Regions from separate parts of the Homo sapiens genome. Here region 2 is linked to region 1. Evidence: read pairs that join two places in POLR2A ChIA-PET (ENCODE). Cell type or tissue: OCI-LY7. All regions are shown on one strand.

Evidence for each region. Peaks named below come from ENCODE experiments on the same cell type or tissue, not always from the same donor. Only the 100,000 strongest peaks of a DNase experiment are listed, where the experiment ranks them.
Region 2: POLR2A ChIA-PET joins it to region 1 with 9 read pairs; 6 of 35 experiments call an interaction of 5 or more read pairs at or near these places.

Annotation. Positions count from the first base shown.
Region 1 is chr2:151,764,682-151,768,681 of GRCh38, reverse strand. No RefSeq gene overlaps it. Among named protein-coding and RNA genes, the nearest start is that of NEB, 32 kb to the right of the region's middle. RefSeq lists a silencer at 1,606-1,665. In OCI-LY7, no CTCF peak of the experiment used is centred here; a DNase peak (open chromatin) is centred at 2,071; H3K4me3 peaks cover 318 bases; H3K27ac peaks cover 1,000 bases.
Region 2 is chr2:151,817,394-151,821,393 of GRCh38, reverse strand. All of the region lies in intron 1 of ARL5A (ARF like GTPase 5A), which reads left to right. Among named protein-coding and RNA genes, the nearest start is that of ARL5A, 9.0 kb to the left of the region's middle. In OCI-LY7, a CTCF peak has its summit at 2,020 (motif pointing right); no DNase peak of the experiment used is centred here.

The DNA.
Region 1 (4,000 bases):
CCTGCCTCAGCCTCCCAAAGTGCTGGGATTACACGGGTGAGTCACTGTGCCCAGCCTTCAAGGCTGATTTTCTAGCAAGCTCTCAGGTGAGGCCAATGCTGCAGGTCTATCGACCACACTTTGGGTAGCAAGAGTAGGCAATGTCACCTGTCTCAGAAGTGTTTTATCTTAGTATCATGCACCCTGTGCCAGCCTGGATGACATCCCAGGCACAACAAGAAAAACATTGATGAACCTGACATGTTTGTGCTATTCTAATGCTACGAGTGGCAAATCCAGAATAGAGACCTGGTTGTATTCATAAGTACTGTACTCTCTTTACAGTAGTAATTTCTAATAAGGATGATGCTGATGATGTTAATAATAACGGTAGCTAACCTCTTTTTTTAGTATTTATTGTGTGTCTGATAGTGTAAGTGCATTCCATGCATTATTTAATTTAATGCTACCAGTAACTCTGTACAGTAGGCACTAGTCTAACCTCCACATTTCACATGAGGAAACTGAGGCTCAGAGAAGCTAAGCAGCTTTCCCAGGGTCACATGGCAGGCTCACAAGTGTAATGGCAAATATTTCTCTGCTCCTTGAAGAGGATTAGCAAGTCCTCCTTATTGCTCCCAGACAGTTGAGTGAGGGTGCTGAGCAGAGAGTTTTAGTCAATGGAAGGATTTACCTGGCTGTTTCTGAAAGCAGGACATCAATTTTAACTCCTTGGGTTTTGAAGACGTTTTGACAGTTTCCTCCAAGTATACTCCCTATAGTAATATACTTTTAAAATATATCACAGGGAGAGGGAGATGAGAAATATCTGTAAGTTATCACTGACAGCCAAACACAAACTCCCTGCTTACAAGTTTGTCTTCTTTCTTAAAACTTCAAAGTGAATACCTCTGGGATATGGGGACAAAAGTTGTCCTCAGGAACCATGAGTCATAGTGACTTTAGGAAATGATGATTTGACACCAGACAGCAGTAAGTGAACTATTTCAAGATGTCTCAGAGTCTTAGTGTTGGAAGGATCCTGGAGGCTGAAGTCCCCTCAGCGTTTCTACTCAGGGGCTGTGCATTCATGTTCCATACCCTTTGAGCCACAGCAGCCACTGCCGTGCCAGACAGGCTGCTGCTTTTTCAGGCAGCTCTAGTTGTTAGGAAGTCTTTCTCTGTATTAACTTCCCTGGAACTCTCTTAAGCCTCATTCTGCCCTGTGGAGGCCCTCAGATTCTGTCTCATCTGTCCTCTGTATGACACTAACATATGCCTGTTTCCAAGTTCCAACTCTAAGGTTGCCTACTTCTGACCTAAAATAAAACTGTGAGGGGTGTTCGTGTGTGTCCTCTGGTGCTTGAACATTGAACATGCATGTTTATGCCCACACTTGCTAAGTGCTAGCTGGGCTCATTGATTTTTCTTTTCTTTTTTGTTTTTTAGAGATGGGGGTCTCACCTGCCATGTTGCCCATGCTGGACTCCAACTCCTGGGTTCAAGTGATCCTCCTGCGTCAGCCTCCTGAGTAGCTGGGGGAACTATATGTGCAAGTTTGTTCATTTTAAAGGTGGCTTTGCCCAGTAATCTCTAGCTGGGAGCATCCACTGACCCTAGGAGCTAATGCACAGGGGAGGATGAGAGGTACTCCTGGGAGGGTGAGTGCCTTTGGGTTATCTCAGTCCCTGGCACCTTCACGGGGGGGTGGGCAGGCAGATGAGCTGTCATTCTAGAAAGTGCCAGCTATGCCTGCACACTCCTCTCAGCCTCGAAGGCACACACCCTAAGCTCTGAATCAAAGGTAGGGCTGCTGCCCCAAAGCCGATGTGGCTTGTTAAGAACTTGAGAGACTGTAGGTCATGCAGTCACAAGGGCATCCACCAGAGATGGGGACAACCAACAGGAGACCTCAGCCTTGGTGCAGGCAGTCTAATGAGGGGCCCAGCAGTGCTGTTATGACAAAGGGCTCTGAGTCAGCAACGCAGCTTGTTGGTGGAGCTACTGAGCAAAGCCTCTTACCTTCTCTGCTTCTTCAAGGCCCAGTGCTTTATCTGTCAAATTTGGAGAAGATCTCTGCCTTGTAGGCTTTAAATGTTTACTTAGTAGCTCTCAACTTCCTTTCTCTCTTGGCTCAAATTTTGAATGTTGGGGCAGGAAACTACTACTGAATATCATTTACTTGAGATTTCCCTTGTGGCCCATTAGAAGGAGTGTGTGTGTGTGTGTGTGTGTGCATGAGAGAGACACAGAGAGAACACACCAAAGGCCACTGTGGGTGAGGGTGGGGTGTTTGGATGAACACCAGTCTGGAAGAATCAGGACCCCTGGACTTCTAGGCCTGACCCCACTGCTCCCTGGTCATGTGGCTTTGGGGAAGCCACTCTAACCTTTCTAGGCCTCATTTTCTCCATGTCTAAAATGAATACCATAAATAAGAAGTAATTTCTAGTGTATTATGCTACTCAAACTTCTGTTCTCATTTGTTTTTGTGTGTACCTTCTGCATGCCAGGAACTAATTCACAGCATGAAACAAGCCCCTGCAGTCCCAACTCTTAGCAGCCCGTTCCCCCTGGGAGAGGTCAGGTCACACCCAGATAGACAGCTCTACAACGGAAGGTAGAGGTGATGAGCAGCATGCAGGCAATACGGCAATACAGCGAGGCAGGGGCGTGGAGAGCGATGGGCAGGCGCTGTTTGAGCAGGGAGCTTAAGCACTTGAGGCAGTGAGTCCAGAGTGTGGCCTGAGCACGGAGGGGCAGGAAGTGGGCCTGAGGCAAGGAGATTGGATTTCATTCTAATGGGAGGGCTTTGTTTTTATTTCCGCCTTCAGAGCTGTATTTCAGTCCATGTGCAGCAGGTTAAAACACTGCTCCTCCCATCTCCTTCCCCACTCTGTGGTGGTGGTGGTGGTGGTTTTGACACTGAAGGGTGGAACCCGGAGGTTGGGGTGAGGAGGAGGGAAGGATGGAGAGGGTCTGGCAGGGCTTCTTGGAGAGCATGTGGAGTTGATGGCAGCGGAAAGAGGCAGGAAAGGGCATGCATTCCAGTTCATCTTGTATTTCCAAGCTCTGAAGTCACTATTTAGAAGAAGGAGATAAGCCCTATTTCCTCCACTTTTCCCTTTTCCCTTGTATTTTCTCCTGGAGTTAGAACACAGAGAGAATTGATGTCAATGCCTATGATTTGTCTCTCAGCTAACTTTTAAAGTATTTGCAAGGCTGAATGATTATGTGTTGTGCATCAAGTGTTCCTGTATTATCTCCCAAAGCCATTTTTTTCCATGAAACCTTTTGAAATCAAAGAAGAGAATCACAACTCTCCTGGCCTCAGGTTTTTCCTGAGGTGGCAGAGGTGTGGCGTGGACAGGGTGGGCTGGTACAAGTGGGAACCTATTTTCCAGAAGGGTGAGTTCAAAGGCTCAAAAATAAAGAAGCAATAAAATAAAAAAATAAGCAAATAAAAGAGCAAGGCTGGGGCTGGATAAATGAATCTAAAGAAAGCAAAGAGCAAACACAAAAGACCCACATTGCTCAGCTACTTCCCAGACCTCCAATCAGCATCAGCCCCTCCATTACCTAAACTTGGGCCAAGTTGAAAGACTCGAATTAACTGGCTTTTGTTTTGTCTTTTCTCACAGCTCACCTTCCCTAGAAGCCTGGAGTGGAGGGTGAGTCCCAGAGGATGGGGAGCAGGAGGGAGGACAGAAATGTGGACAGAGTGATGCCCACTCCCTAATTAGCTCCATAATGTCTGAGACTTGAGCTTGAACTTGCTTTCTGTAAGCAAAAGTGGCCCTCTGGCCATCCCTAAATACTCAACCAAAGACACTGCCCAATCCTCAGCAGTACAGATAAATGCCCTTTTCAAGATTTATCCATGTGGACCACACTGCACATAGATGCCACTCCCTGACTCAAAACCTTCAAAAGTATCATAAGGGCCAGTAAGATTTGATCCAGGTGGTATTCCTAGCTGTCTCCTGCCCATCTTCTCCCATCGTTCTCTCCCAGCCTCCTT
Region 2 (4,000 bases), 53 kb before region 1:
TTGATTGGAGTTTCTTTCCTCCTTTTTGTTTTTGAAGTATTTTAACCATTTGGTAAGAATATGATATGTTCAAATATATTAGTTTGGTTTCCCTTGATTGACTTTAGAAATCTGCTTAGGTCTTAAGAGTTTGGGGGCATGGTTGCATATTTATGCATTTGTAAGTATATAGGAATTCATTGAATTTGTAAAATAGGTAGGCAGAAGAGTAAGATTGTAGTGTGGAGAATGGCATGAGCAAAGTTAAATGATTGGAAAGTTTATGACATGTTCTAGAGACTGAGTAGAGCAGCTTTTCTAAGTTTTAGTACGTAGGTCAAGAAGAGTTAGGGGAAGATTTGGGCTAAGGCTTAGCTAGCTTTGTCACACTCATCCTTTTTCATCATGTTTATCTAATGATCTTACCTGGATTTAGTTATTCACTTTCAGGTGCAGACAGAAGGTTATGGGTCCTCCAAAGCTTCAGACCTTGGCTAATTTCTCTCCTCTTGTTCATAGCCATTTTACCTTTCATCTTTCCTTCTACCCTAACAATAACCTAACCTTTCACCTGCTAGGACTTCCGGACATTCTTAACCTTGTAGGGCAGGACTGGATTTCTTTCCCGGCCCAAATTCCATGGCTAGCCACTTCATTTCTTTCTTATCACTGTCTCCGACACGCTTTTCTCTATTAACATTTTCCACCATGCCAGACATATGGATTCTGTTTTTTTTTTTTTTTTTTTTTTTTTGGAGACAGGATCTCACTCTGTCGCCCAGGCTGGAGTGCAGTGACACAATCTTGGCTCACTGCAACCTCTGACTCCCAGGTTCAACTGATTCTCATGCCTCAGCCTCCCAAGTAGCTGGGACCACAAGTGTGTGCCACCACACCCAGCTAATTTTTGAATTTTTAGTAGAGACGGGGTTTCGCCATGTTGGCCAAGCTGGTTTTGGACTCCTGACCTCAAGTGATCCACCCGCCTCAGCCCCCCAAAGTGCTGGGATTACAGGCGTGAGCCACTGTGCCTGGCCCAGACATGTGGATTCCTACCCTGTATCATCTACTATACCTTCTCTCTCCAGTGTGCCTTCTTTATTTCTAGGCACTGTTAAAGAAAGATTTAAAGCAGTTTAAATCCTAATCCACCACAGGATAGGTTATCTAATTTCAGCTTATTGATACTCTAGTTCATTCCATACAGTGGTTGTAAAAGATGATGCATCTTGAAACTGTTAACCTTTTCCTTTCCTCAGTAGGCAACTAAGTTGTGTTATAAGATGAAATCCTGGAATGAGTAATTTCTGCCATCTGCTTTATCTTAGACTTGTCTGTGTGTTATAGCACATGGTTTTGTTCACAGCAGTTTTACCTTGGTGATCATGTTCAGCTAGTGGCCAGGTATGATAAAGAATTTTACCTCTGCCTCCCAGGTTCAAGCAATTCGTCTACCTTAGCCTCCCAAGTAGCTGGGACTATAGGCTCACGCCACCATGCCAGGCTAATTTTTTTGTATTTTTAGTAGAGATGGGGTTTCACCATCTTGGCCAGGCTGGTCTTGAACTCCTGACTTTGTGATCCACCTGCCTCGGCCTCCCAAAGTGCTGGGATTACAGGTGTGAGCCACCATGCCTGGCCTAAGAGTCTTTTTTTTTTTTTCAGTAGTTTTTGCCTAGCTAGTTTTTCCTAACAGAACTGTTAGAAAAGCACCAGGTTTGGAATTAGGACATAGTAACCAAGTCCTAAGGACATGGCTGAAGTAAGGAGACCACTTAAAAAAATACCTGTACTAAAGCCAGATGAGGTTTTACTTTAAAGCTATCATTTTAGGAGGCTATATAGTTTTTCCACTGGTATGTCCTACTATTATTCAATCTATTCTTTGAAACTCAGAAGTTCTTTGGAAACAAATTTTTAAATAATTCTTCATATTTCACTTAACAAAAAAAAAATGGCACTCATTTTAGATACCTTTTACCTTATGACCAAGATGATACGAGGTGGCTCATCTCCCACTTTAAAGTCAAGTTCATCTTCAGAGTTTAAAAGATTTGCCACCATTAGGTGGCAATATTCAAAATGGTGTACCTCAGGCTCTGAAAGCAATTATAAAAGAACCGTAGCAAACTATTTTGAAAAAATGGTAACATGGTTGGAATAAGTGTTTAACCTCCTTAGCTGATTACGGCCCTTGTAAGAAACTGAGAGAGTACTGTTTTTTACTTCGTTGTCTCTGTGTACATTATTTATACATATACACATTTTTTAGTCATTCTTTATTGTTATATATTATAGATTCTTGCCTATGTTTTTGTTTCCTTTTGGACTTTTCCTGCTAATTTTGTACTGTTTTTAGGGTCAAAGTAGTTGTATTTTCTCTGGTATTTCATTGGTCAGAGTAATTGTATTTTCTTCCCAAGTATTGAGAAGCCCATCTAAATTCTGCCCCGTAGCTAATACATTGGGGGAATGGGGTGGAGGCGGGGGCGGGATATATTCCCGTAACTTAAAAATAAGCTGACATTTTGAGAATGCTGTGATTAAAAATCAGTATTCTCCTGGGAAGCTAAAAACTCTTATCCAAGTCAGAGATCAGAGTATAGCCTGATAATGAATTCTAGTTGTGTTAAAAATGTTTATGAGTGCGTGTATTAATAAAACTGAAGAGGAGTTACATCATCAAAAAAGGAATGCTTAATTTTGGGACATAGAAAAATGGAGTTAGGCAGAATTGCCATGCTATTTAAAAACTTTCTAGGTGCAAAGGTACCTTGTCCCAAGGACTCGATTACCTGGCCCTCATGCAGGCATGGCCTTGCTCTAAAGATGAATTCAGACCAGGTACAGTGGCTTGCACCTGTAATCCTAGCACTTTTTGAGGCTGAGGCGGGAGGATTGCTTGAGCCCAGGAGTTTGAGACCGGCCTGGGAAACACAGGGACATCCCATCTCTACAAAAGAAACAAAATATCCAGGCGTGGTGGTGCACACCTGTGGTCTCAGCTACTCAGGAGGGTGAGGTGGGTGGATCACTTGAGCCTGGGAGGTTGAGGCAACAGTGAGCCGTGATTGTGATACTGCAATCCAGCCTGGGCAGCAAGAGTGAGACCCTGTCTCAAAAAAAAAGAAAGGATTCACATCAGTCATTGCAGCCTGTAACACTCCTTGTGGTTGGGATTCCATGCTCCCCAAGTAATCATCTGATTTTAATTCAGCCATCATGTAACATATCCTCAGGGATAGACTTGTTACTTGTCATTCATTTTTCAACATTTGATCTTATTGTATGTTACTCATTTGCTGTTCTTATTTATGTCTTAGTCATTTCCATGAATTGCTCTCTCTGAGTCCTGTCTATTCTGGGATAGTAGCAGAATTGTTTGTGGATCTGGGAGACTAAAGACCACAGACGGGGTTTCGCTCTTGTTGCCCAGGCTGGAGTGTAATGGCATGATCTTGGCTCACTGCAACTCTCCGCCTCCTGGGTTCAAGCGATTTTTCTGCCTCAGCCTCCCAAGTAGCTGGGATTGCAGGTATGTGCCACCACGCCCAGCTAATTTTGTATTTTTAGTAGAGATGGAGTTTTACCATGTTGGTCATGTTGGTCTTGAACTCCTGACCTCAGGTGATCCACCCGACGGCCTCAGCCTCCCAAAGTGCTGGGATTATAGGCATGAGCCACCACACCTGGCCTGGGCCCTAGGTCTTTAAATTATTCTTAATAACTCATAAAAGGGGCAGGTGGTCATGTCACTTAAGGACCCTAGTGGTTCTAAGCTGCCTGCTCTTTCTTACAAAGAAATAGATGACTGGATAAAATGGATTGTATTAAAATGTTTTATTTACTTGATCTTCCTATTTTTGTATAATAGGAGGTGCCTATAGATCATTAGGAATTTCCTCTGGTAAGTGGCAATTATATGGAAAACATCTACCATTTGAATTATAAAGATCTTACTCTGAGGTGTTATAATCCTCAACATTTATTACTTATAGAATGAATATTAATTCAACATTTA